7 separate regions of the Homo sapiens genome follow, and regions 1, 2, 3, 4, 5 and 7 are each linked to region 6. Evidence: chromatin loops called from intact Hi-C (ENCODE). Cell type or tissue: mammary epithelial cell. All regions are shown on one strand.

Region 1 (4,000 bases), 240 kb before region 6:
TGTAACTTACGGTGGCCTGTGCTTTAGACTAGGCTTTTGTTAATGGTGTTAACTTTTAGCGCAGGGAGTGGAGAAGGTGTTGTTCACGTCAAGATATTAATGACAGGCCGAGTGTGGTGACTCATGCCTGTAATCCCAGCGCTTTGGAAGGCCAAGGAGGGAGGACTGCTTGAGCCTAAGAGTTCAAGACCAGCCTGGGCAACATAGCAAGACCCCCCTCTCTACAAAAAAATTAAAAAAGAATTAGCCGGGCGTGGTGGCACATGCCTGTAGTCCTAGCTACTCAGGAGGCTGGGGCCAGAGGGTTGCTTGAGCCCAGGAGCTCAAGGCTACAGTAAGCTATGATCACACCACTGCATTCCAGCTTGGGTGACAGAACAAGACTCTGTCTCTATTTTATGTTATTTTTTAAATTTTTCTTTTTTTTTAATGACGGAGTCTTGCTCTGTTGCCCAGACTGGAGTGCAGTGGCGCGATCTCGGCTCACTGCAACGTCCGCCTCTTGGATTCAAGCAATTCTGCCTTAGCCTCCCAAATAGCTAGGATTACCGGCGTGCGTCATGCCTGGCTAATTTTTGTATTTTTAGTAGAGACAGGTTTCACCATATTGGCCAGGCTGGTCTCAAACTCCTGACCTCAGGTGATCTGCCCACCTCGGCCTCCCAAAGTGCTGGGATTACGGGCATGAGCCACCATGCCTGGCCTCTGTCTTTATTTTATTTATTTATTTATTTATTTATTTATTTATTTATTTATTTTTTTGAGACGGAGTTTCACTCTTGTTGCCCAGGCTGGAGTGCAATGGTGGGATCTCGGCTCACTGCAACCTCTGCCTCCCGGGTTCAAGCGATTCTCCTGCCTCAGCCTCCTGAGTAGCTGGGATTACAGGCATGCGCCACTATGCCCGACTAATTTTGTACTTTTAGTAGAGACGGGGTTTCTCCATGTTGGTCAGGCTGGTCTAGAACTCCTGACCTCAGGTGATCGACCTGCCTCAGCCTCCCAAAGTGCTGGGATTACAGGTGTGAGCCACCGCACCTGGCCTTCTGTCTGTATTTTTAAAAAAAAGATATTCATGACAACCAAGGGGAGAGGTAAGGTCACAGTGATGTGCTCTGGGTCAAAGATTGTTGAGCCTGGACCATTGGAGAGGGGAGGAAAAGATGGAGGTGTGGGGTCAAGGGGAGAGGCTGCAGAGGACAGGACAGTGTGTGGCCAAGGCTGCTGTTTGTTCCTTCATCACCCTGGCCAGGCTGAGGTCCAGGCAGTGTTCTCTGACGGAGCTGTCTCTTTGCACACGAGGAGCCTGAAATATGGAAAAGTAAGTCGGGCTCTTGATGTTCCTGTTTGCTGACTGAGACTACAAGGCTATTTTTGAATCCCCATAGCTCTCTGGAATTCTGGCCTAAAGAACCCCAGTAGCTAAGCATTAATAGAGGCTGGCATCCCACAAACTGATCGTGTTCCTTAAACGTAACATCAGGACGGTCAGGGTTCACAGGGTCATGGGTCAGTAGCCTTGTAAAGAACAAGTTTTATCCTTTTTCTCCAAGGAGACTGACTTTCACCAGAAGAGCCCCTCCAACTGTGGGCTGGGAGGTGCAGCTGTCTCTCTTCCTCCAGGGGGCGCTGCAGCTCAGCACTGGGGCTGAGGCTGTCCTGGGAACAAAGGCAGGCTGGGTCTGGTTAAACAGCCCTTAGACAAACGTCCAATCAGTCCAGTGGATGTTATTGCTGGCAAAGCTTGCTCTGTCATCTGAGCCTCTAAATGGAATTTCACTGCTTTTCTTGTACGAGGTTGCATTATTGAAGCTATTTACTATTTTAAGGAGAGCATACTTCCTAAAACAAATTAGGATTTACTAGTCTCTTAGCTTTATCTGGGTGAACGTTTTTATTTTCTGAGTGGAACAAAAACCTCTTCCCTTAATGGAGTGGCTGCAGACAGCCACGTTGATGTACATGGAGTAGGCAGAGGACTGCTGCAGTATGCTGACTTTCACAACCCTGGGTCCTGCGGACTCTTCCTTGGCAGGACGTGGACTTGAGCTGTCCTGCCAGGACCAGACATGGATTTGCACCCAGCTCCACCCATCTCCTTACCTACCCAGAGGCACACATCTCACAGGCAAGATGAGTGTTTGGGGTTCAGGTATGAGCTAGGGTCATGGAACAACGCAGTGCTCCTGGGCCAGCAGGAGGCTCCAGCTCACTTCCTCATTGGCTTCAGCTTCTCTAATGTCTGGCACATGAGTTCTGGCTTAGAGTGCAAGGAAGACTGCAAAGGGAAATGACAGAGAAGAGTATTGAAGGTCACCTTCTGCTGGGATGTATGAATAGCCTCTGAGTCCCAAAGCGTTCTCTGCAAAAATGTGTACTATGTGTATGCATGTAGGCGACAGCAATTATAAACAGGAAGGACACCAATTTGAATATACTTAGGATGTATATTCTGTAGTCTCCTTTTCATTCATCCCGCCAATCTTGCAGTGACCTAGCTTCGTGATATATTTCTTTAGCTAGGTCAGGGGGTTTTGGTCCAGGTTTCCCCCTCCCTGGTGAAACGGCAGAAGACCCACTTTCATGATTTGCCATGTGGTGCCTCAGTGATTCTCGGTAACAACGGCTTCATCTGGATTTACCCAACACCTGAGCACAAAGAAGAGGAAGCAGGGGGCTTCATTGCAAACCTGGAGGTGAGCAAACACTGTGGCCATTTTCAGTGGGATGGAGGGGGCTCAGTCTTTGCTGTGTTTTTGTGGCCAGTGAAGTTGGTTGTTTTTAGCTATGTTACTGGTGTAGGCTGAGTCACTTTGACTTTCCATCACGGTATGTTCATGAAGCCCATATTATCTTCTCTTCTAAGGAGATGAATTCAGTGAATGGTTTGGTGTTTGTTGGTGGAGGTGGCAAAGTTGCAGGGTAATAGCCGAAGAGCCAGTGAAGAAGCCATTCTTTTTCTGTTTTTTTGTTTGTTTGTTTTGTTTTGTTTTGTTTTGAGACGGAGTCTTGCTCTGTCGCCCAGGCTGGAGTGCAGTGGTGCCATCTCGGCTCACTGCAAGCTCCACCTCCTGGGTTCAAGTGATTCTCCTGCCTCAGCCTCCTGAGTAGCTGGGATTACAGGTGTGCCCCACCATGCTCTGCTAATTTATCTATTTTTAGTAGAGATGGGGTTTCACCATGTTGGTCAGGCTGGTCTTGAATTCCTGACCTTGTGATCCACCCGCCTCGGCCTCCCAAAGTGCTGGGATTACAGACATGAGACACTGCACCCTGCCCCATTCCTTTTAATCTCCCTTGGAATTAGCTGTTTGGTTGATTTGGAGTTCCAGGGTGATACTGTCTGAGTCATAAATGATTTATTTGTGAATTTCTGTGGCTGGTCACGTATTTTGGTCCTGTTTGTATTTCCCTTCCCCTCTCTGTGTCTCCTTATAGCCTGTCTCTCTTGCTGATCGAGAGGTGATATCCCGGCTTCGGAACTGCATCATCTCGCTGGTAACTCAGAGGATGATGCTGTATGATACCAGCATCCTGTACTGCTATGAAGCATCCCTTCCACATCAGGTACTCTCCCCAGGGCCTCTCCCTTCTTCACTGATCTGTGAGCTGCTCTGTTGTTTGTTCAGAGACAATATGCACATCTCCCCAATACTTTCCCAACATCCGTCAGTATGAACTGGCCTGAAACAGCCTTAATGAGTGTCTGGTAGATCTTTCCCTAAGAAACTTGCAATATTCTCAATGCCTAGTGTCAGTCTAAGGATTTTGGGGCAGGAGGTGTCAGGTGGGACTAGTTTATGAGAGCAACCTCTGGACTACATCTTACCTCTCCCAAATTTCAGCCAGCTTTTGGATGAATGTCAGAATAATATCTTTGTTCTTGTCGACTATATCCCAGAGCATCTTGCTGATTTATTAGGCTGCTTCTAGCAGATCATATCTTGTAACGCTTAGTCTCTGAGACATGAAAGGAATACAGAAAGTTTATGTTAACGGC
Region 2 (4,000 bases), 56 kb before region 6:
CAGATCCTCTGGACCATGAGCCTGCCGTGTCTCCATTGCTCCCTCGAAAAGAGCGAGGTCCCCCGGAGGGCGGCCTGAATGAAGATGAGCGCCTTCTCCCCAAAGACAAAAAGACCAACTTGTTCAGCGCCTTGATCAAGAAGAAGAAGAAGACAGCCCCAACCCCTCCCAAACGCAGCAGCTCCTTCCGGGAGATGGACGGCCAGCCGGAGCGCAGAGGGGCCGGCGAGGAAGAGGGCCGAGACATCAGCAACGGGGCACTGGCTTTCACCCCCTTGGACACAGCTGACCCAGCCAAGTCCCCAAAGCCCAGCAATGGGGCTGGGGTCCCCAATGGAGCCCTCCGGGAGTCCGGGGGCTCAGGCTTCCGGTCTCCCCACCTGTGGAAGAAGTCCAGCACGCTGACCAGCAGCCGCCTAGCCACCGGCGAGGAGGAGGGCGGTGGCAGCTCCAGCAAGCGCTTCCTGCGCTCTTGCTCCGCCTCCTGCGTTCCCCATGGGGCCAAGGACACGGAGTGGAGGTCAGTCACGCTGCCTCGGGACTTGCAGTCCACGGGAAGACAGTTTGACTCGTCCACATTTGGAGGGCACAAAAGTGAGAAGCCGGCTCTGCCTCGGAAGAGGGCAGGGGAGAACAGGTCTGACCAGGTGACCCGAGGCACAGTAACGCCTCCCCCCAGGCTGGTGAAAAAGAATGAGGAAGCTGCTGATGAGGTCTTCAAAGACATCATGGAGTCCAGCCCGGGCTCCAGCCCGCCCAACCTGACTCCAAAACCCCTCCGGCGGCAGGTCACCGTGGCCCCTGCCTCGGGCCTCCCCCACAAGGAAGAAGCTGGAAAGGGCAGTGCCTTAGGGACCCCTGCTGCAGCTGAGCCAGTGACCCCCACCAGCAAAGCAGGCTCAGGTGCACCAGGGGGCACCAGCAAGGGCCCCGCCGAGGAGTCCAGAGTGAGGAGGCACAAGCACTCCTCTGAGTCGCCAGGGAGGGACAAGGGGAAATTGTCCAGGCTCAAACCTGCCCCGCCGCCCCCACCAGCAGCCTCTGCAGGGAAGGCTGGAGGAAAGCCCTCGCAGAGCCCGAGCCAGGAGGCGGCCGGGGAGGCAGTCCTGGGCGCAAAGACAAAAGCCACGAGTCTGGTTGATGCTGTGAACAGTGACGCTGCCAAGCCCAGCCAGCCGGGAGAGGGCCTCAAAAAGCCCGTGCTCCCGGCCACTCCAAAGCCACAGTCCGCCAAGCCGTCGGGGACCCCCATCAGCCCAGCCCCCGTTCCCTCCACGTTGCCATCAGCATCCTCGGCCCTGGCAGGGGACCAGCCGTCTTCCACCGCCTTCATCCCTCTCATATCAACCCGAGTGTCTCTTCGGAAAACCCGCCAGCCTCCAGAGCGGATCGCCAGCGGCGCCATCACCAAGGGCGTGGTCCTGGACAGCACCGAGGCGCTGTGCCTCGCCATCTCTAGGAACTCCGAGCAGATGGCCAGCCACAGCGCAGTGCTGGAGGCCGGCAAAAACCTCTACACGTTCTGCGTGAGCTATGTGGATTCCATCCAGCAAATGAGGAACAAGTTTGCCTTCCGAGAGGCCATCAACAAACTGGAGAATAATCTCCGGGAGCTTCAGATCTGCCCGGCGACAGCAGGCAGTGGTCCAGCGGCCACTCAGGACTTCAGCAAGCTCCTCAGTTCGGTGAAGGAAATCAGTGACATAGTGCAGAGGTAGCAGCAGTCAGGGGTCAGGTGTCAGGCCCGTCGGAGCTGCCTGCAGCACATGCGGGCTCGCCCATACCCGTGACAGTGGCTGACAAGGGACTAGTGAGTCAGCACCTTGGCCCAGGAGCTCTGCGCCAGGCAGAGCTGAGGGCCCTGTGGAGTCCAGCTCTACTACCTACGTTTGCACCGCCTGCCCTCCCGCACCTTCCTCCTCCCCGCTCCGTCTCTGTCCTCGAATTTTATCTGTGGAGTTCCTGCTCCGTGGACTGCAGTCGGCATGCCAGGACCCGCCAGCCCCGCTCCCACCTAGTGCCCCAGACTGAGCTCTCCAGGCCAGGTGGGAACGGCTGATGTGGACTGTCTTTTTCATTTTTTTCTCTCTGGAGCCCCTCCTCCCCCGGCTGGGCCTCCTTCTTCCACTTCTCCAAGAATGGAAGCCTGAACTGAGGCCTTGTGTGTCAGGCCCTCTGCCTGCACTCCCTGGCCTTGCCCGTCGTGTGCTGAAGACATGTTTCAAGAACCGCATTTCGGGAAGGGCATGCACGGGCATGCACACGGCTGGTCACTCTGCCCTCTGCTGCTGCCCGGGGTGGGGTGCACTCGCCATTTCCTCACGTGCAGGACAGCTCTTGATTTGGGTGGAAAACAGGGTGCTAAAGCCAACCAGCCTTTGGGTCCTGGGCAGGTGGGAGCTGAAAAGGATCGAGGCATGGGGCATGTCCTTTCCATCTGTCCACATCCCCAGAGCCCAGCTCTTGCTCTCTTGTGACGTGCACTGTGAATCCTGGCAAGAAAGCTTGAGTCTCAAGGGTGGCAGGTCACTGTCACTGCCGACATCCCTCCCCCAGCAGAATGGAGGCAGGGGACAAGGGAGGCAGTGGCTAGTGGGGTGAACAGCTGGTGCCAAATAGCCCCAGACTGGGCCCAGGCAGGTCTGCAAGGGCCCAGAGTGAACCGTCCTTTCACACATCTGGGTGCCCTGAAAGGGCCCTTCCCCTCCCCCACTCCTCTAAGACAAAGTAGATTCTTACAAGGCCCTTTCCTTTGGAACAAGACAGCCTTCACTTTTCTGAGTTCTTGAAGCATTTCAAAGCCCTGCCTCTGTGTAGCCGCCCTGAGAGAGAATAGAGCTGCCACTGGGCACCTGCGCACAGGTGGGAGGAAAGGGCCTGGCCAGTCCTGGTCCTGGCTGCACTCTTGAACTGGGCGAATGTCTTATTTAATTACCGTGAGTGACATAGCCTCATGTTCTGTGGGGGTCATCAGGGAGGGTTAGGAAAACCACAAACGGAGCCCCTGAAAGCCTCACGTATTTCACAGAGCACGCCTGCCATCTTCTCCCCGAGGCTGCCCCAGGCCGGAGCCCAGATACGGGGGCTGTGACTCTGGGCAGGGACCCGGGGTCTCCTGGACCTTGACAGAGCAGCTAACTCCGAGAGCAGTGGGCAGGTGGCCGCCCCTGAGGCTTCACGCCGGGAGAAGCCACCTTCCCACCCCTTCATACCGCCTCGTGCCAGCAGCCTCGCACAGGCCCTAGCTTTACGCTCATCACCTAAACTTGTACTTTATTTTTCTGATAGAAATGGTTTCCTCTGGATCGTTTTATGCGGTTCTTACAGCACATCACCTCTTTGCCCCCGACGGCTGTGACGCAGCCGGAGGGAGGCACTAGTCACCGACAGCGGCCTTGAAGACAGAGCAAAGCGCCCACCCAGGTCCCCCGACTGCCTGTCTCCATGAGGTACTGGTCCCTTCCTTTTGTTAACGTGATGTGCCACTATATTTTACACGTATCTCTTGGTATGCATCTTTTATAGACGCTCTTTTCTAAGTGGCGTGTGCATAGCGTCCTGCCCTGCCCCCTCGGGGGCCTGTGGTGGCTCCCCCTCTGCTTCTCGGGGTCCAGTGCATTTTGTTTCTGTATATGATTCTCTGTGGTTTTTTTTGAATCCAAATCTGTCCTCTGTAGTATTTTTTAAATAAATCAGTGTTTACATTAGAATTCTTGGCAGATTGCTTCGGCCTGTGATCCTGCCCTGTTGTTCTGAGCCTGTGCGGTGGCGGGGCCGGGATGTAGTGGGTTCTGGTTTCCCGACGGGGCTGGGGCCCGGCATCAGGTCTTACAGAGCAGAACGGTGGCAGGTTGCCCCCAGCTGCCCAGGGCCTCTGCGGCCTGGGTGCCCACAGCCATCTTTCAGGCACTTGCCCTGCTATGCTCGGACCCTTTCTGTACCCTTGGCGCTTACCTGCTGGCAGCCTGGCCCCACCGGCATCACTGGGAGTGGGCTGTGC
Region 3 (4,000 bases), 72 kb before region 6:
GGTTTTTTTTTTTTTGCTTTTTGTTTTTGTTTTTGTTTTTTTGAGACAGAGTCTCACTCTGTCACCCAGGCTGGAGTACAGTGGCGTGATCTCGGCTCACCGCAAGCTCCACCTCCCGGGTTCAAGCAATTCTCCTGCCTCAGCCTCCCGAGTAGCTGGGACTACAGGTGCCTGCGACCACGCCGGCTAATTTTTTGTATTTTTAGTAGAGACAGGGTTTCACCATGTTAGCCAGGATGGTCTCGATCTCCTGACTTCATGATCTGCCCTCCTCGGCCTCCCAAAGTGCTGGGATTACAGGCGTGAGCCACCACACCCAGCAGTCTCTTCAGTGTATTTAGCTGTGTTGATCCTGATTCATCTGATGGGTGAAGGAATATTGGAAATAAGGATAATCCCTGTGGTGTTTCACTGTGCCTGTAACCTCTCTCACCTAGCATTTGGTTAACCAGAAACAGATGTGGAAACTGATCTATCTGTAGATAATGGCCCTGCTCAGGGAGGGGGTCCCTGCTGAGAGCGAGACATTGAAAGCCTGCTACACAGAAACTGCTGGAAGGCCAAGCCATTTCTTTTTTCTTTTTCTTTTTTTTTTTTTTTTTTTTTCAGACAGAGTTTTGCCCAGTAGTTCAGGCTGGAGTGCAGTGGCATGATCTCAGTTCACTGCAACGGCCTCCCAGGTTCAAGCAATTCTTCTGCCTCAGCCTCCTGAGTAGCTGGCATTACAGACTCCTGCCACCACGCCCGGCTAATTTTTGCATTTTTAGTAGAGACACGGTTTCACCATGTGGCCAGGCTGGTCTCGAACTCCTGGCCTCAAGTTATCTGCCTGTCTCGGCCCCCCAGAGAGGCCAAGCCATTTTTAAAAACAGTGTTCTTTTTCATGCTGTAGAATACCTGTGCTTGGGGGTGAGCAAAAAGGAGGAAACTGATTAGAAAATACCTATGAGGGCCGGGTGCAGTGGTTCATGCCTGTAATCCCAGCACTCTGGGAGGCCGAGGAGGGCAGATCACAAGGTCAGGAGATCAAGACCATCCTGGTTGACATGGTGAAACCCCGTCTCTACTAATAATACAGAAAATTAGCTGGGCGTGGTGGCAGGTGCCTGTAGTCCCAGCTACTCGGGAGGCTGAGGCAGGAGAATGGTGTGAACCTGGGAGGCGGAGCTTGCAGTGAGCCGAGATCGCGCCACTGCACTCTAGCCTGGGCGACAGAGCAAGACTCCGTCTCAAAAAAAAAAAGAAAATACCTGTGAGATGTTGAGTCTGGGAGAATGTATCTGTGAGAAGACAAACAACCCTAGTATTCATTAAAGAACCAGCCTTTGTTTTCTACAAGCTATCTGTTCGGTCTACTCAGGAATAGAGATAAACTGCCTTAATAGTAATAAAAGCAAGCACCGCTGAGTGAGTGCTGGCCTCATGCCAGGAACTGCTCTTGGCACTCTGTGCACAAGGGAGATACTGACATTCTTTCTGTTGTGCAGATGAGAAAACAGGCTCAGAGAAGGTGAGTAACTTACCATGGTCACACAGCAGCAGAGCTAGGTCAGTATAATCCACAAGTCATTCTCTTAACCGCTCCGCCGTACCGCCCAGAATGTTCATCTGCATCTGGGCCAGCCTCGTCAGTCCGTGCAAAGAGGCCAGTTGACCCATCTCCCTCCCTAACAAGCACAGAAGAGACCAGGCTGAAAATTCATAGCTTTCACTCAAAGTGTTTCCTTCACCTCATTCATCTGAGTTAGCTTTATTTTACTATATAAAGAGAATTTTCTTCAGCAAAATGATAGGAATTTTTTTAATGAAAGTAAAGGAATGTCACAGAATTGCGTCAGGGATATTTCCAGTTTAACACAACTACAAACGTAGGCTGTTTTGTTGTTGTTGTTTTGGTTTTCTATTTTGAGATGAAGTCTCACTCTGTCGCCCAGGCTGAAGTGCAGTGGTGCGATCTTGGCTCACTGCAACCTCCTGCTCCCGAATTCAAGTGATTCTCCTGCCTCAGCCTCCTGAGTAGCTGGAACTACAGGCATGCGCTACCACGCCTGGCTAATTTTTGTATTTTTAGTAGAGATGGGGTTTCACCATGTTGACCAGGTTGTTCCGGAACTCAGGTGATCCACCTTGGCCTCCCAAAGTGTTGGGATTACAGGCATGAGCCACCACACTCGGCCAGCTGTTGTTAATAGTTAAAATTATAAATTGGACAAGGTCTGATTCCAGCAGGGGGAGACAAATTCACATTGATTTTTCTATAAGAAAAGGAATTATTTGTACTTTCCTCCCTTGTGTGTTTGTGTGTATGTAAGAGAGACAGATGAGAAGAGGGCTGCCTTTGAGAGCCATGTTCCTTTTGCATGTACATACCTCTCAAGATTATTACATGGGTCTTTTAGAAGAGGGTCAGTAGCTATAAAAGCAAATGATATTTATGAAATGATTTCATTGTATGTGGTTTATTATGTAGTCTTCAAAACAGAAAAACCCCACTTGCTTCGAAAGCTTCCTTTGAGAGCTACTTTTTAACCATATTGTTGATCAAGCAAGATTCTTAAAGCCCCAGTCCTATACGTGAGCAGCATTGAATCCCCGGATACTGGCAGGCGTTCACTGTCCAGCCTTTGACATTAGCATGTCACCCTGGTAAATCAGAGCACTCCATGCCAAAAAACAGCATGGTCTGCTGAGCACATTAAGGAGCAGAGAGGGCTCAGAAGAATTAAACGGCCAATGGGGTGGTGACAGAGGTGAGCTCTTTCCCCCTCGGACAGCTTGGCATGGTGACTACCAATGAGGTTTAATTGACATTAAGAGCAGCTCACCATTTTTAAAGAGCGATAAATTGTTTCCAAGTTTCAGCCTCACGGAGCCCTGAGCTAAGAGATAATGGGCTGACACATAGCCTCATTGGTCACGCTTCACTTGTAAACAGGATTGGCCAAAGCAAGAAGGCTGTAAGTAAAGGTTGGCCCGTCCTCTGGAAGCCTCCCCCACAGCAGGGTGGGGAACTGGGGCAGCCATAGCAAGCAGGACCATCAGGACACGGTGTCTCCCAAACGGGCCGGAACATACAAGGTTCTACGTTTAATAGAAAGTTGATCAAGCCTTCCTCTTTGGGGAGCCTAATTTTTAAGCCATTCACTCTCTGTTCCCCTGCAGTCTTTTCTCTCCAAACTCTGTTGAAACTTGGAGGCATCTCGCTTCCTCCTTTGGCCTTTGTAGCCAGGTTTTCGCAGCAAACAGACCATATCATTTAACACCCACCTGCTTCTTGTTCTGATAGTCAGTTCAGTAGACAGTAGCATTTTTTAAGTCAAAAAGAGGCTTAGTGATGTAGGCCAAGGTCAAGGCTCTGTGTCATGGGGCTCTCCCCAGGGCTCAGTGCCACGGCACTTCAGACTTGACCCCAGACTGAAAAGATGAGAGGACCTGTAGAAGTCACGGCCTGTCTGTCCCGGGCCCATGCTCCTATCTTTTTCTCCCCCTTGGCATTTAGATACCATGGACTTGTTAAAATGTGACATGTACTGATGATCCTTATGAATTTGTTGGTAGGGGAGCTGCTGGTGAGGATTATTTTAGACTGTGAGTAATTGACCTGACAGACAGTGATGACTGCTTCATTAAGAGCCCACGACCACGTGCCAGAATAGTTCAGCATCCTCTGTTGCTACTGTACTTTGAGACATCGTTCTTCTTTGTGATGCAATACCTCTTTCTTGTCATGAGGGTCTCTTCCCTTAAATCAGGTACATTTCAGATTCTTCAGGTGATGTTTTTTAGGCTGAGTGTGTTAGCACCCCTTGGAAACCAGGTTCCCTGGGGAAAGTGTGTCACGTTTGTGGTGTTTGCCCGTATAGCTCTCCCACACCCCCACGAGCTCCAAGAGGTGGGGAAGCACATGTGGCCTGCCTAGCAGGCACCAGAAGCAGGTTGTCGGCACATGCAAGCCAGCTTTGCCCTGTTGCCTGGGGGAGAATTGAAAAGTTTGGCCCCA
Region 4 (4,000 bases), 57 kb after region 6:
GCCTTGCTCCTCTCACTCGCCTCCCACCTCCCCGCTTGGCACTTGCAGTTGCTTCTTCAGTTGTACCCTTCCCACTTCCCCTCCGGAGACCCTCTCCAACGCCACTCCTCTCCTTCCCGAATCAGCTCTCTCTGCCGGTGCTAAGGACAGCTCCCTGAACCCCTGAAGGAAATATTCAGGGGTCCCTGCTCCCAGAGCAATCCCAGACACAGGTGATCCTGGGGTAGGGCACAGGACCAAAGCCGCCTGTCCAGGCACACCCACCAGTGGGTCAAGGCCAGTGTGACACAGGTGCCACTTACGGACCCTAGGAACTAGTACCAGCAGGGGACCTCAAATGACATGGTGGGAGGTACTTAGGTGGCAGCAGGGCTCCACTTGGGGGAGGGATGCAGGGGCTGCCACCAGGTGTCAGGGAGAGGGGTTGGAGGTTGGGGATCTGGAGAGGGGCCCCAAAGCTCCAGGCTGCAGGGAAACTGAGGCCATGCAGCCTGTGGCTTCTGTGGGTTTCTGGTCATGTGTGTAAAGAGGGGACCCCCGGCTTCAGGGGTCAGATGTCTTGCCAGGGTGTGGGGCCCTACCAGAAGGTGCCACTCAGAACCTTCCCCTGATGGAGAGCTGGCAGCCCTCACCCAAAGACTGGCTTCCTCAGTTCTCCTGGCTCCTTCCCAGCCCTTTCCGGCAGTGCAGGTGTTTATTGTCCCCTTGTTGCCCAGATTTGGGGGGTTATTCTGAGACTTTTTTGTGGGTGCACAGACACCCCGATGCCCGGGGAGGATACTTTGCTTCCTGAATTCTGTAGACCCTCCCCGAACCCTATCCTAGGAGGAGCTGACCACAGGGATAGGAGAGACCCGGTCACATCCTGCCTTGAATGTGTCCCCAACAAACTGCTTCTCTTCCCTGGGCCTCAGTTTCCCCATTTGTACAGCCTGTGCCCTGGATCCAACCATCTTTATAGGCCCATCTTATCGGATCCCAGGCCACAGGGAAGCAGGGGATGTTTAGCCACCCCACCCACAGTGCCATCCCTTCTACTCACGCTGTCTGAACACAGCGGTCAGTCTGAGAGGCCAGTGCCCACCGGCCGCCCCATGGAGGCTGAGGGGCCTCAGGATGGGGGCCCGGGGAGTTTGTCCTCAGCAGTGGGATGGAGGGAGACCTGGCTCTGGCCCTGGGTCTGCCCACTCCCGCTGTGTGTTCCTGGGAGTCACCCCCACTCTGAGCCCCTCCTTCCCCCTTTGGGCTCCCCATAAACCTGGCTGCTCCACACTCAGCGCTGGGGCCCCGAGCGGCTGGGGAAGGGCTAGCGGGGGTCAGACGGCAGAGCCTCTTGCTCTCGGGGCCTGAGACGTGCTTGTGCCACTCACCCAGAAAGCAGCCTCGGGAAGGAGCTTTGTCCGATGGAGCTCCGCGCCCCCCTCCACGGCGCTGGTCAGCTCCCCTGCCCTGTGCAGCAATGGCCCGGGGTGTCCTAGGCCACCAGGGGCCAGAGAGGGGCCCGTCCCCGTATTGTGGCCAACATCGCCACCTGGTGGTTGGTCCCGGGTGAACTTGAGCAGCTGGACGGTGAGAGCTGGGAGGAGAAGCTGGGAAGGCAGAAGGCACGAGGTTGCTGGGAGACCTCCGCAAATGAGATCACCAGCCCAGGCAGGACGGTCCCTTCAAGGGCTGCTGCCAGGGCTGGGCGAGGTCAGTGAGCACCCAGTTGATGCCTCTTGAAGGAGCCCTCATCTCTAGCCCAGCCCCTAAAGGATCCGTCTTTGCCGGCCGCGGGGGTCTCATTCATTCCAGAAATGCTCCTGAACACCGCTCAGTGCAGGCCACGGGGACACCAGGCCGGGACACACGTGGTCCTTGTCCCCCAGGGGCTCACAACCTCCAGCCCCTGCAGACCCTCGCAGGACAAACTGCCACTGCCGAGAGGCCCACATCCTCTGGCCTCTGTGCCCTGCTCCAGCCTCACCCCACAGGACCAGCTCCCTACCCAACACTGCAAACACATGCCGACCTCCCCTGCTTGTGCACGCCTCTGGGCCTTTGCGCGTGCTCCTGCCTGGGACGCCCTTTCCTCTACTCATCCTTTACAGCTCAGCCTAAATGCTGCTTCTTCTGGGAAGCATCCTCCAGTTCCAGGCAGAACGAGCCACCCCACCCTCCTTGCACCCGTTCCAGGCACTGTCTTGTTGCATGTGTCTCGTTGCAGCGTCCAGACCTATGCATATCACGCCTCTGCCTCACTGACTGTGAGCCCAAGACAGGAGAAGTTCAACAGTGGGTAACAGTACGTTTGCCGAGGGACAAATGACCACAACTCAGTCTTATAAAACAGGTTCAAACGAGCCTTGGAATGTCATCTGGCTGTTCCCTTCTTTTCTTTAGTTAGAAAAAAGACTTTCTTTCTTTCATTCTTTTCCTTCCTTCCTTTCCTTTCTTTCTTTTTCTTTTCTTTCTTTCCTTTCTTTCTTCTTCCCTCCCTCTCCTTCTCCTCCTTCTTCTTTTCTTCTTTCTCTTTCTCTCTGTCTTTCTTTCCTTCCTTCCTTCTTTTCTTTTCTTTTTCTTCTTCTTCTTTTTTTTTTTTTTTTTTTTGAGACAGAATCTCACTCTGTTGCTCAGGCTGGAGTGCAGTGGCATGACCACAGCTCACTGGAGCCTCTACCTTCCAGGCTCAAGTGATCTTCCCACCTCAGCCTCCTCAGTAGCTAGGACTACAGGTGTGCACCACCATGCCTGGCTAATTTTTGTATTTTTTGTAGAGATAGGATTCCACTATGTTGCCCAGGCTGGTCTTGAACTCCTGGGCTCAAGCAGTCCACCAGCCTCGGCTTCCCAAAGTGTTGAGATTACAGGCATAAGCTACCACTTCTGGCCAATCAGACTATTTTTTAATGAACGCTTTTCCTCTCTAACCAGACCATGGGCTCATAGAGAGCAGGATCTTGTGGGAATTATAGCAATAACAATTTATGGAGCACTTACTCCATGCTGAGCTCTGAGCCAAGCACTTGCCATGTGCTTGTGTATATCCAACAGGAAGGATTGAACACAGGTCACTAAGTGCTCAGGAAATGGTTGGGAGGACTGGAGGGGCTGATACCTGGGACACCGCAGAACTGACCCACCAGGGAAGCTGCCACCACCTCTGAGGCTGCCACCGCTGTTGGCTCTGAAAACTCACAGCTGTGCCTGCAATCCAGGGGCTGGAAATAAGAGTCAGGAAGCACTGCTCCTGCTACCGCCACCACACAGAGACCTCTCAGCACACGCAGGACTGGAGAATGGGAAGCAGGTCAGGCTGAAAACCTCCCTTCTCTGTGACCTCACTTGCACCAGAAAAATCCACCAGAAGGGCAGAAGATGGCCTCTGCCCACTTCCATCTTCTAAATCTCAAGTGAAAATACCCGGCTGGCAGGACCTATTATTATTATTATTATTATTTAGACGGAGTTTCACTGTTGTTGCCCAGGCTGGAGTGCAATGGCGCGATCTCAGCTCGGCTTACCGCAACATCTGGCCCCCGGGTTCATGTGATTCTCCTGCCTCAGCCTCATGAGTAGCTGGGATTACAGCCACGTGCCACCACGCCTGGCTAATTTTGTATTTTTAGTAGAGACACGGTTTGTCCATGTTGGTCAGGCTGGTCTTGAACTCCTGACCTCAGGTGATCTGCCCGCCTCAACCTCCCAAAGTGCTGGGATTACAGGCATGAGCCGCCGCACCCGGCCTGGCAGGACCTATTCTACATACAGGGCCCTAGCAGCAAAGGCAGCCGGGAAGAGTAGCTCTTAGGGTGGCAAGCTTGGCATATCAGGGAGGCATCCAAGAAGGAGGGGAGACCAAGGCTTCACTACCCTCCACAGCCACACAGGAGGTGGAGATAGAATCTGAACCCAGGTCTGTTCCTGAACACCATGTGGCCAATGGCTTCTGTGTCGCACAGATTGAATTGAGAAGATGACCAATTAATTAATCCAGGCAGAGTCCTTGATTGAGAATTAG
Region 5 (4,000 bases), 110 kb after region 6:
AACAAGGATACCACTAAATGCAACACCGTGTCCTGGATGGGATCCTGCAGCAGAAACCAGACATTAGAGGAAAAAGTGGAGAAATCCTATTAAAGTCGCTGGGCGCGGTGGCTCAAGCCTGAAATCCCAGTACTTTGGGAGGCTGAGGCGGGCGGATCCCCTGAGGTCAGGAGTTCGAGGTCAACCTGCCAACATGGTGAAATCCCGTTTCTACTAAAAATACAAAAATTAGCCGGGTGTGGTGGCAGGCGCCTGCAATCCCAGCTACCCGGGAGGCTGAGGCAGGAGAATCACTTGAACCCGGGAGGCGGAGGCTGCAGTGAGCCAAGATTGCACCATTGCACTCCAGCCTGGGCCACAGAACAAGACTCTGTCTCAAAAAAAAAAAAAAACAACAACAACAAAAAAACAAAACCTAATAAAGTCTGGAGTTTAGTTAACTTAGTTTTGACAAATGTACTGTGGTAATGTCAGATGTCAGCATCAGGGGAGGCTGTCTGAAGCAGGTATGGGAACAATCTGTAATGTTCTTACTACTCTTCTAGAATTCTGAAAAAAAATTGTTTTTAAGTTTCTGCAGTGATTCTAGACTCTCATTGGTCCAGCTGGGATACCCTGGCCCCGCCCCTTCCTGGCTGATTCACGTGGCCCTCGTGGGCATGTCCTGCCTCCATTTCAGATGTCGCCCGGGGACCTTTAACCTGCAGCCCCACAATCCAGCTGGCTGCAGCAGCTGTTTCTGCTATGGCCACTCCAAGGTGTGCGCGTCCACTGCCCAGTTCCAGGTGCATCACATCCTCAGCGATTTCCACCAGGGTAAGAGATGCTCCCTGCAAACGCCTCCCAAGGGTCTGCTCCCAGCCTAGGCAGGTGATCCTGCCCTGGGGAGATCTTGCATTAGTGGATCTCCCATTGTGGAGAGGAGCCACAGGCCTGCACAGCCTAGGTGGGGTCGGGGGTGAGATGATGGCTCCCCAGTGCCCACCTGCGACCCCCAGCTCCCTCCCCAGTCCCTGACTCTTCTCTTTATACCCGTGGTGGGGTTGGGGGCCGGGTACGTGACGCTTTTTGGATCCTGTAGGGGAATTTCCCACTCACCCCGTTGAGACTGGCCTCCCTTGGTGTGTCTAAACACTGGGGATTCAGGCTCAGTCTCCTGGCCTCCACTTATTGAGCACCTGCTGTTTGCCAGGCACTGTGCTGAGCACCTAACATGCAAGGATTCTCATTCCCCTTTCAATGATGAAGTAACTGAGACCTACAAAAGGTAGGCCACTTGCCTGAGGCCACATAACAGTTGTGAGCACTGCATTTGTCAGCTCCTGAGTTTTGCTCCTTTTTTTTTTTTTTTTTTTTTTTTTTTTTGGACACAGGGTCTTGCTGAGTCACCAAGGCTGAAGTGCAGTGGTGCAAGATTGCACAGCACAGCTCACTGCAGCCACCACCTCCCTGGGCTCACGTGATCCTCCCACCTCAGCCTCCTGAGTAGCTAGGACCACAGGTGTGCACCACCGTGCCCGGCTAATTTTTATATTTTTTTCTAAAGACAGGGTTTTGCCATGTCTTTAGACCCAGGCTGGTCTCAATCTCCTGGGCTCAAGTAGTCTGCCCACCTCCGCCTCCCAAAATGCTGGGACTACAGGCGTGCACCACCATGCCGAGCTAATTTTTGTATTTTTTTTTTTTTTTTTTTTTTTTTTGTACAGACGGGGTCTTACCATGTTGCCCAGGCTGGTCTAGAACTCCTGAGCTCAGGCAATCCCGCCCACCTCGGCTTCCCAAAGTGCTGGGATTATGAGTGTCCGCGCCCAGCTGTTTTGCCCTTAACCGCTGTGGTGGCCTATACCGTGGTCCCTGACTCCAGGTGGCACAGCCGCATATTTAAAGAGGAAAGCAGCAGAGCTCGGAGCTCTGCATTAAACCAGAGGCTGCGTGGGCCCCAGCGATGTCCCACGGAGCGCCCCGCACCTTCCGCCTGTCCCCAGGAAGGAGCGAGGCATCAGCTGAAACAGAAGAACCTCAGGGCCGACGCTGGGGCGGCCCCAGACATGAGGGCCGCGCGCCCTCTGCTGGAAGCCGCGCAGAAAGCAGGACCGAGAGATGCGCGGACCGGCGCCGCGTGTCTGGGTCCTGGGTCCGGGGGTCTAGGGTGTCAGCGTTGGGCAGGACTCATTTTCTAGACCCTAAGAACAGTGTCATGATCTGTTCTCACATTGGGCCAGGCACTGGGTGTGGCCGGCCCTTCAGGGGTGTCATCTCATTTTGTCTCACAGTTGCCCTTGCGCAGGAGTTCTCAAAACTTTTTGGTCTCTGAATTCCTCTTTTTTTTTTTTTTTTTAAGACGGAGTCTCACTGTGTTGCCCAGGCTGGAGTGCAATGGCGTGATCTCAGCTCTCTGCAACCTCCGCCTCCCAGGTTCAAGTGATTTTCCTGCCTCAGCCTCCTGTGTAGCTGGGACTGCAGGCACCCACCACCACGCCCAGCTTATTTTTGTATTTTTAGTACAGGTCGGGGGTTTCACCATGTTGGTCAGGCTGGTCTTGAACTCCTGACCTCAACTGATCCACCCTCCTCAGCCTCCCAGAGTGCTGGGATTACAGGTGTGAGCCACCGCACCCGGCCTCTGGATCCCTTTATGCTCTTGAAAATTATTGAGAACCCCAAAGTGCTTTTGTTTATGTGGGTGGTTTGTATGGATATTTGCTGTCTTAGAAATGGAAACTGTGGCTGGGCGCAGTGGCTCACGCCTGTAATCCCAGCACTCTGGGAGGCCGGGGTGGGGGTGGGGGGAGCGGATCACCTGAGGTCAAGAGTTCGAGACCAGCCTGGCCAACATGACGAAACCCCGTCTCTGCTAAAAATACAAAAATTAGCCAGGCGTGGTGGCCAGCTCCTGTAATCCCAGCTACTCGGGAGGCTGAGGCAGGAGAATCGCTTGAACCTGGGAGGCAGAGGTTGCAGTGAGCCGAGATCGCGCCACTGCACTCCAGCCTGAGTGACAGGGTGAGACTCTGTCTCAAAAAAAAAGAAAACAAGTAGTTTTTAAATTTTTATTATTTTTATTTATTTTTATTTTATTTTTTTAGCAGAGACGGGGTTTGCCATGTTGACCAGGATGGTCTTGATCTCTTGACCTCATGATCCATCTGCCTCGGCCTCCCAGAGCGCTAGGATTATAGGTGTGAGCCACCACACCCAGCTGATTTTTTTTTTTTTTTTTTTTTTTTTTTGAGTCAGAGTCTTGCTCTGTCACCCAGGCTGGAGTGCAGTGGCACAATCTCAGCTCGCTGCAACCTCCGCCTCTCGGGTTCAGGCGATTCTCCTGCCTCAGCCTCCTGAGTAGCTCAGATTATAGGCAGCTGCTACCATGCCTGGCTAATTTCTGTATTTTTAGCAGAGATGGGGTTTCGCCATGTTGGCCAGGCTGGTCTCGAACTTCTGACCTCAGATGATCCACCCACCTCGGCCTCTCAGAGTGCTGGGATTACAGGCATGAGCCACTGTGCCTGGCCTTCTAGTTCCTTCTAAATGCCTGTCTGCAAACTTCTCTTCATGTTGACATCTTCCTTTCTCTGACCTCTTTCCCCACTCCGTTCCTTCCTTCTTACCCCTTGGCTGCCCCAGGTATTTGGCCTCTGCCTCATTGCCCGCTACCCCCTGGAGAGGCACCTCCTTAAGGTCACTCGCTGTGTGCTGGGCTGTGCTCCGTGTTAACTGCTGTGGCCAGAGGGAGGAGGCACTGAACTGGCACTGGGGACCAGAAGGCCTGGGCTCCCGTCGTGGCTGGGCCCCTTCCTAACCAGGTGGCCTCCTTGCCTGAGGTGCTGTTAATGACATGGGCCACTGGAAGGACAGGGTTCATGAGGTCACAGGTGAGAAAGTTCTCTGAGAACCTGAAGATGAGGTCAAGTCTGGTACTATTAGAGATGGCCCTGATGTCCCAGGGCCCCCATGTGGGGGTCTTCAGGCTGTCTTCATGCTGAGCTCAAAACCCCACTGA
Region 6 (4,000 bases):
CCCGCGGTCGGAAAGCCCACACGACGCCCCCTTGCCCGGGCGGCCCGTGGGCGAAATGGGGGTCCCCACCACTGCCACAGCCGCCGGCGCTGTGGTCGCGAGTACCAGCCGCTCCGCGCTCGGCCGCGCTCCCGGCCGATCGCCCGCGCTCCCCGGCGCGCCCCGCGTGGTCCCAGCCCCCGCCTTCTCCTCCGCCGGGAGGGGATTTGTGCCAGGAGGGGGCTTCTTAGTTGCCCCTTCCCACCAGCAGCACTTTTAAAAGCATTTAATCCGCCCGGAGCGGCCTTCGGAGGTAATTGACAAAGTCCTTAATCTGCGCGGCGAACGAGCTGCTATTGTGGCTTCTGACCGGGAGGCGCCCACACTGCCCGACGCCGCGCTCCCCTCCCGCCGCCCCGCCGAGCCCGCCGGCCGCCCCTCCTCCGCCCCTTTCTGCGTCCCCATCTTTTTCTGCTCCCCCAGCTCCAGACAGACCCCCGTTCCCCGCCCCCGCTTCTCCCCAAAGCTGTTTTCCGGCTCCCGGGGCGCCTTGGCCGCCGCGCTGTTCCCTGGCACCGTCTCCGTCTCTCCCCCACTGGCTGCCAGTCTGTCGCCCCATCTTCGTCCCTCTCCCGATCCCTCTACGCGTCCGGCACTGGCGGGGCAGACTGGTTGGGGGTGGGGGCCGCGTCCAGCCTGGGCTGGGGCACTCCCTGGACCCCGGAGCGGGGGACCCTGTGGCCCGGTGCCATCCGAGGAGACTGCCACCCGCCAGGCGCTGGGTTCACAAACCACCGGCTGTTTGTCCCCAGCCGCCTTTTCCTTCCAGGACAACCGCTGGCCTCACCTACGGCCCGATCCCGGCTTCCCGGACTGAGGCTGCCCGGGAGTTGGAGAGGATCCCACAGCAATGGCTGGGAGTCAGGAGACCCAGGTTCCAATTCTGGCCTCTGGCCCTTTCTGGCCCCTCGGCCTTTCCTATGAATTAAGAGGGTCAGCAGGTGATCTAGAGGGCCCTCAGACTTGGGAAGAAGGATGTGGTGGAGGGCACAGGGCCCTGGCTGTGTGGCTGAGGGCAAGCAACATACCTCTCCGAGCCTCAGTTTCCCCATGTAAGCCAAAGGGTTGACTGCACACGCTTCAGAAGGGCTCTGCCACAGTGCATCACAGCACCTGAGCAGGGCAAGGCTCAGATGTTCCTGCTGTGACCTTGGGCAGATTCCACGTCATCCCCAAGCCTCAGTTTCCTCGTAAACAAGGACTTGCCTATTGGTGGGGAGTGGCGAGGTTTGCAGGCCCTTGTGCAGTTACAGGCACAAAGCGGGCAGGTGGCGGAAATGCAAGGCTCTGACTCCACAGTTTGGCGAGAGGATGTAAACTCCAGACGCATTTGTGCACAGATGAAAGATCACCCTGGGGGGTGGAGCGGGGGTGGGGGGCTGAACTGAGAACCCACGGGAGGGGTGCTAAGGACCAACGGAGGAGGTCTTGGAGATGTGCTCAGAGTAGTCAGGGAGGCATCCTGGGATGGAGGGGTGTGAGCCCGCCCCCAAGGCCCATGAAGGCAGCATCCAGAAGTCTGGGTGCTGAAGGAAAGGCATTTCCAATGGCGGGGCCGCAGAAGGGAAGGCGGAGCTAGGGGAGTGACCCGGGCGTACCTGGGCAGGTGCAAACCGGAGGACCGGAGGACGCTCTGGAGGATCGCCTCCCGGGCCTGCAGAAGCGCGGTTGGACAGGTGAGCGGGGGCCACCTAGCGGCTCCTGCTGGGAGTGTTGGAGGAGGTTGGAGGTTGAATCATCTCACCTGCTCAGCCACAGGTTCAGCCTGCGGGAGTGCCTTACGTGTGTGTCTTCGGGAGCGGGCCTCACTCTGTCACCCCCTCTGTGCTGACGCCTCTGCTCAACACCCCAGGAGAAGGGTCAGCCGTGATGCAGGACTGGCATGAGCCTGCAGGCGTCTGCTCAGCGCTTTACACACTGCACTCAGCAGACACACTTAGGACATCGTTCTGGAAGAAGGGAGGGCCGCCCCCATTCACTGGAGCCTCCGAATTGGTGGAGAGGAATAAAATGGAAGTGGATCCCAGAAGCCAGTGCTGACCCACAGCCAAGATCTGTGCGAGAGAAAGGGCAGCCGACCCCACAGAGCAGACAGGCCCTCCACCCTCGGATTTCCCTTTGACAAGGCTGATGACCACAGAGCACTGGGGGCGAGCTGGGCTGTGCTCAGCAGGTGGGACAGGACAGAATCAGGGCTTTCCAGCCAGCCCAAGACTGAGCATTCCTTGTCAGGGACGAGCCAGCACCTCAGGGTGCCAGAACACAGGACCGGGAGGCTGCATGGTATTAGACTCGAGGTTGCCTGGTAACTTGTTCACTCTCTGCGCATCCCCTCACCTTCCTCTTTCTGGCTCACCAATTCTGCCTGTTCCTACTTTGCCTTTCCAAGGCCACCTGGATATGATGGCCCCACCAATGGGCAACTCCTATCTAGGACTGAACCAGGCATATCAATCATAAGTGGCAGATGGCCAAAGACAGCTGTCCTTGGTCAGGTACCAACCCATCAGACCTTGGTCAGGTCCAATGTGGGGGCATGGCTGCTGGGGCCCTAATGCAGGACCCCTCCCTTAGCAGGGAGTGGGTGCAGGGCAGGCAGTACGGCGACATGGGAGGGGTGGAAAAATAGTCCATGGGGAGACAAGGAAGAGCAGCAAGGGACATAGGGGGACAACATTCAGGGTGCCAGCCGTGACCAACAGCCACCTGTTGGAAGCACCCTCACGCTCAGCGCTGTGCTGGGCACCTCATATCCTCCCAGCCCCCTAATAAGTGAATACTATTGTCCCCACTTTGTGGATGAGGAAACTGATTCAGAAAGGTAAATTACATGACCTGGGTAATTGTGTAATTAATAAGATGATACGATCAATATGGGGCCAGGCACAGTGGCTCACACCTGTAACTCCAGCACTTTGGGAGACCGAGGCAGGTAGATCATCTGAGATCAGGAGTTCGAGACCAGCTTGGCCAACATGGTGATACCCCATCCCTACTAAAAATACAAAATTAGCAGGTGTGGTGGTGCACTCCTGTAATCCCAGCTACTCCGGAGGCTGAGGCAGGAGAATCACTTAGAACCTGGGAGGCAGATGTTGCAGTGAGCCGAGATCGTGCCACTGCACTCCAGCCTTGGCGACAGAGTGAGACTGTCTCAAAAAAAAAAAATCAATATGGAATTACCATTTACCAAACATTTCCATGTGCTGGATACAGCAATACCATTAACAATACCATCTTATTTCAAGTAATCCTCACCCAAGACCTGTAAGTGTTATTAATAGCCTCATTTTCTAGATGAGGCAACAGAAGCTCAGAGAGGTTAAGTAACTCAATCAAGACCACACAGCCATTGGTGGGGCAGAATTTTTTTTTTTTTTTAACACGGAGTCTCGATCTGTCGCCAGGCTGGAGTGCAGTGACGCAATCTCGGCTCACTGGCTCTCTGCAACCTCTCGGGTTCAAGCGATTCTCCTGCCTCAGCCGCCCAAGTAGCTAGGACTACAGGCACACGCCACTACGCCCAGCTAATTTTTGTATTTTTAGTAGAGACAGGGTTTCACCATGTTGGCCAGGATGGTCTCGATCTCTTGACCTCATGAATTGCCCACCTCAGCCTCCCAAAGTGCTGGGATTATAGGCATGAGCCACTGCGCCTGGCCGGTGGGGCAGAATTTGAACCCTAGTGTGTGCACTTCCAGAGACTATCTCTCTTTCTTCAATACCTCGGTGCCTCTTCGTCTGCCAGAGCTGGGCCTGAGCCACCCGGTGAGCGTGCTGAGCCAGCATGCAGCAGGGCTTAGCGGACGTGGGCAGAATAGCCAATGTGCCAGTCTCTCGGGGCCTGGGGGACTGGCTGGCCAGAAGGTCGGGACCTCTGGTCCCCATCCACTCAGCCTCTGCCCCGCACTGCCAAGGGTACTCAGCTCTCGCCATAAAGCTGTTTCAACTTGACTCTGAC
Region 7 (4,000 bases), 170 kb before region 6:
CACTCTATAGGGTCTTTGTGAGAATTAAATTAAAACCCCTATGAGAAACCTAACTAGAGACAATTGGAAGTAACTTAAATATTTGTTCATTGGGAACAGCTACATAATTGTGGCTGTCATTCTGTACAACACTCTGTGGCTGTTAAAGAGCTAGAGGTAGTTTTATGTGGATTGATGTGTTCAATGTGTTCAATGGAAAAGCAAGGGTAATATAATCCCATTTATACTACAGAGAAAAATCGGGTCTGTAAATATGTTGAGAAAGGTCTGTCGATAGTGGTTATCTTTTGAGAGTGGAATGGATCGGGGTGGGTATGGCCTGGGGACGTGAGGGGGAATTTTTCACTCTTTATTTCACATACATCTGTCATTGGCACAGAAAATTAAGCAGTAAACCTAAAGAAACAGAATAGTGCTTGTTGTATAGTTAGATCAATAACTTGTAACTATTATAAAAGGTAGTTATAAAGTTAGTAAGGGCCAAAGGTCTAACTAGAGTAGGTCGGTTATAGAGGAAAACAGTTTAATCAGTTGTTGTTTAACTTTTATGGAATGCAACTTCTTTAGCTTTAATTTGGAGAGCCAAACTATGGCCCTAGTCTTTTTTTTTTTTTTTTTTTTTTGAGTTGGAGTTTCGCTCTTGTCCAGGCTGGAGTGCAATGGTGCTATCTTGGCTTACTACAGCCTCCACCTCCCGGGTTCAAGCGATTCTCCTGCCTCAGCCTGCCAGGTAGCTGGGATTACAGGTGTGCACCACCATGACTGGCTAATTTTGTATATATATATTTTAAGTACAAATGGGGTTTCACCGTGTTGGCCAGGCTGGTCTCAAACTCCTGACCTCAGGTGATCTACCCACCTTGGCCTCCCAAGGTGCTGGGATTACAGGTGTGAGCCACCGTCCCCGGCCCCTAGTCTTTTATTGTATTGTATTGTATTATTTTTTAGTCAGGTTTATTGAGGTATAATTTACATATCATAATATTCCCCTTCTTTATTATACAGTTCTATGGACTTTGACAAATACATACACTTGTGAAATTGCCACCCCTTTTGAGATACAGAACAGTTCTATCACCCCCTAGAATTCCCTTGTGCGGCCCTTTTGTAGTCATCCTTTCTCTCTTCTCCCAGCTGCTGGCAACCCTGATCTGTTTTTTTGTCCCTGTAGTTTTGCCTTTTCCAGAATGTCATATCAATGGAATAGTACAGTCTGAAGCCTTTGAATCTGGCTTCTTTCATTCAATATAATGGGTGAGGAGTCAACCACGTTGTTGCATGTTATCCACATTTCCTCCTTTTGTGTCTCTGAGTAGTATTCTCTTGCATAGATGTACCACAGTTTGTTTATCCATTCACCAGCTGAAGGACAGTGCTCCAGGGTCCTAGAGCACAGAACTCTGGCTTTGTTGTCTTTATTTCTACCAGTTGTCTCTCTCTCTGTCTCTCTCTCTCTCTTTTTTTTTTAAACCCTAGAAGATTATTAAGATTTATAAGACTGGGTATGGTGGCTCATGCCAGTAATCCCAATGCTTTGAGAGGCCAAGGCGGGAGGATCACTTGAAGCCGGGAGTTCAAGACCAGCTTGGGCAATGTAGCAAGACCCCATCTCTACAAAAAATTGAAAAATTAGCCGGGTGTGGTGGTGCACACCTGTAGTCCCAGCTACTCAAGAGGCTGAGGCAGGAGGATCACCTGAGCCCAGGAGTTTGAGGTGATAGTGAGCTATGACTGCACCACTGCACTCCAGCCTGGGCCACAGCATAAGCACTTGTCTCCAAAAATGTTTAAAAGATTGACAATACAGTCTTCTTCAGAGTCTCCATAGGAAAGGAGCGGCACGAAATGCAAATTATTTGGAGGTTTTGGAGGTTTCAAACTTTTAATTACTTGGCACATATAGTGCTTACTGTGTGCAGGCACTGTTCTAAATATTGCTTTCAAATATTTAAAAGTGCTTAGAACAGTTACAGCACATAGTAAATGCTATATATCTGCTTGTTAAATAAATAAAAATTTAAGTTTCCAAATAATCTGTATTTCACATAAAAGAGAAGAGATGTGGGACAATATAAATAGGCAGGAGACCAGGGTTGTAGACCCGGTACTATCACATTCCCAGCCTACCCCTTAACCTAGTCCCTTGGGTGAATTACCGACTCTGGGTCTCACTTACTAACATGAAAGGAGGTTCATAATCTGAATCCTCCTGAAGGAACAGATAATATCTCAACTCTTAATAGTTGAACTCTAAAATTTGGTCAGTATAAAAGTAATGTTATAAAATGTGTCTATATCTGTTTATTTTACATTGTATTGGGCCTGGATAATTGGTTTCTTCCTTTTTACATGTATATAACATCCTATTGGGATCTGTATTAAAAGTGTACTAAAAACATTCACCACATGGTGGTGCTCCCTTCAAAAGCCAAACTGAAAATTGTAGGCCAGCATTGAGTATTAGGCATGGAGTTGATAGGGGCAGCTGTATGTATGTATGTATGTGTGTGTGTGTATGTATGTATGTATGTATGTATGTAGAGATGGGGCCTCACTATGTTGCCCAGGCTGGTCTTGAACTCTTGGCCTCAAGTGATCTTCCCACCTCAGCCTTCTAAGTAGAGTGCCAGTTTATATTCTACATTTGTGCTTTAAGTTTTTTTTAGGGAAGTAGGGTCCTGTCATTTTATTAGCTTGATAACTTATACAGATGCCAAAATACAGGAACATTTGTTCTTTCTTAGGCATTATGACATATTCATGTACATTAACTGATGTTATACTTTTTAAGTGTTCCAAATATCTTCACTCAGAAGTTTATGTGCTTGACAGGAAAAGAAAAAATACATCTGTAAGGAAAGTATCATAGGTATTTATCCTTCAAAAGCTGATGTTTTTATTTATTTATTTATTTTTAACCTAATGTGTTCTTAAGTCATACTGGGATAGCAGCAGTACCCAGCCTAAGAGAAGCTGCAGTATAGTTTCCTTGGTCAAATGACTTTTTCTTTCTTTCTTTCTTTCTTTTTTTTTTTTTTTTTTTGAGACAGAGTCTTACTCTGTCGCCCAGGCTGGAGTGCAGTGGCAGAATCTTGGCTCACTGCAACCTCCTCCTCCTGGGCTCAAGCAATCCTCCCACCTCAGCCTCCTGAGTAGCTGGGGCTACAGGCACGTGCCACCACGCCCAGCTAAGTTTTGTATTTTCAGTAGAGATGGGGTTTCGCCATGTTGACCAGGCTGGTCTCAAACTCCTGGCCTCAGGTGAGCCGCCAGCCTTGGCCTCCCAAAGTGCTGGGATTACAGGCATGAGCCACTGCGCCCAGCCAAAAGTTGGTGTTTTTAAAAAATGCTTCCTGGTAACTGCCTTAGGGAGAATAATGTTAACATTTCAGTTGTGATTCTCTTGAAGCACAGTATTTCCCTGCCTTTTAGATTTGAAATGGATACTTCTAAGCAGTTGTGACTGGCTGGATTTCAGTCATTTACATCGGAACACTGGTCTGGTCAGCTCACCTGCATCTTTGGTAGAGAGATATCTCCCAAACATACACTCTCCCTGAAGGATTTTCATCCTTCATATGCTTATCAATTCCCTTGCCAAGTATTTACTGTTTGTCCACATGAGTACAAGGCATTGAGCTTGTGCTACTGTAGACTCACAGATGGTCATGATTTTCAGGAATTGAATAGAGAAGATGAAACACTGAGACACTGGATTCAAATGCTAGACCTTACTGGGTTGACGTTAGTAATAGACATGTGAAGAATTATAGCGGTTGAGAGGAAAGAGACATCTCCTCACTAGGGTGACTGGTCAGGGAAAAAGATGGGAGTGGTTTTTGGTGGGAGAAGAGGAGGAGACGGGATCTGGGCATATGAAGAGGCCTGGGGTACTGAGGTGGAATTTCACCACACCCCAAATCTGTTGAAAAGAGGAAAGTGTACAGGCAGGAGACACAGAATCTGGCCAGAGTGAATGTCCTGAGCAAGGGCATGGGAA

Evidence for each region. A loop is a pair of places that touch in the nucleus more often than their neighbours do. Peaks named below come from ENCODE experiments on the same cell type or tissue, not always from the same donor. Only the 100,000 strongest peaks of a DNase experiment are listed, where the experiment ranks them.
Region 1: it touches region 6 in a loop (8-fold over the local background); 89 of 110 quality-filtered maps call a loop at or near these places.
Region 2: a loop joins it to region 6, with 6 times the contacts of the local background. A loop is called at or near these places in 52 of 110 quality-filtered maps.
Region 3: it touches region 6 in a loop (9-fold over the local background); 84 of 110 quality-filtered maps call a loop at or near these places.
Region 4: it touches region 6 in a loop (10-fold over the local background); 16 of 110 quality-filtered maps call a loop at or near these places.
Region 5: a loop joins it to region 6, with 11 times the contacts of the local background. A loop is called at or near these places in 16 of 110 quality-filtered maps.
Region 7: a loop joins it to region 6, with 7 times the contacts of the local background. A loop is called at or near these places in 48 of 110 quality-filtered maps.

What each region holds. Positions count from the first base shown.
Region 1 is chr9:130,699,615-130,703,614 of GRCh38, forward strand. EXOSC2 (exosome component 2) reads left to right here. Exons shown (of 9, transcript NM_014285.7): 6 at 1,253-1,321; 7 at 2,520-2,696; 8 at 3,439-3,567. Among named protein-coding and RNA genes, the nearest start is that of EXOSC2, 7.8 kb to the left of the region's middle. In mammary epithelial cell, a CTCF peak has its summit at 1,621 (motif pointing right); no DNase peak of the experiment used is centred here.
Region 2 is chr9:130,883,966-130,887,965 of GRCh38, forward strand. ABL1 (ABL proto-oncogene 1, non-receptor tyrosine kinase) reads left to right here. Exons shown (of 11, transcript NM_005157.6): 11 at 4-3,710. The coding sequence ends at 1,718. Among named protein-coding and RNA genes, the nearest start is that of QRFP, 11 kb to the right of the region's middle. RefSeq lists an enhancer at 1-564. In mammary epithelial cell, a CTCF peak has its summit at 2,279 (motif pointing left); a DNase peak (open chromatin) is centred at 2,206; H3K27ac peaks cover 540 bases.
Region 3 is chr9:130,867,936-130,871,935 of GRCh38, forward strand. The region is part of intron 4 of ABL1 (ABL proto-oncogene 1, non-receptor tyrosine kinase); the gene reads left to right. Among named protein-coding and RNA genes, the nearest start is that of QRFP, 27 kb to the right of the region's middle. RefSeq lists an enhancer at 2,958-3,157. In mammary epithelial cell, a CTCF peak has its summit at 2,237 (motif pointing right); no DNase peak of the experiment used is centred here.
Region 4 is chr9:130,996,967-131,000,966 of GRCh38, forward strand. No RefSeq gene overlaps it. Among named protein-coding and RNA genes, the nearest start is that of LAMC3, 10 kb to the right of the region's middle. RefSeq lists a silencer at 1,416-1,475 and an enhancer at 1,586-1,635. In mammary epithelial cell, a CTCF peak has its summit at 1,530 (motif pointing left); no DNase peak of the experiment used is centred here.
Region 5 is chr9:131,044,845-131,048,844 of GRCh38, forward strand. LAMC3 (laminin subunit gamma 3) reads left to right here. Exons shown (of 28, transcript NM_006059.4): 8 at 680-816. Among named protein-coding and RNA genes, the nearest start is that of LAMC3, 38 kb to the left of the region's middle. In mammary epithelial cell, a CTCF peak has its summit at 2,075 (motif pointing left); no DNase peak of the experiment used is centred here.
Region 6 is chr9:130,939,530-130,943,529 of GRCh38, forward strand. It overlaps FIBCD1-AS1 (FIBCD1 antisense RNA 1), which reads left to right and starts at 817. Exons shown (of 3, transcript XR_930398.3): 1 at 817-913. It also overlaps a transcript of FIBCD1 not described here. RefSeq lists enhancers at 1-350, 1,796-2,015 and silencers at 1,573-1,867, 3,784-3,957. In mammary epithelial cell, a CTCF peak has its summit at 1,726 (motif pointing left); a DNase peak (open chromatin) is centred at 1,712; H3K4me3 peaks cover 320 bases; H3K27me3 peaks cover 240 bases.
Region 7 is chr9:130,768,729-130,772,728 of GRCh38, forward strand. It overlaps a transcript of ABL1 not described here. Among named protein-coding and RNA genes, the nearest start is that of ABL1, 65 kb to the right of the region's middle. RefSeq lists an enhancer at 1-130. In mammary epithelial cell, a CTCF peak has its summit at 2,421 (motif pointing right); no DNase peak of the experiment used is centred here.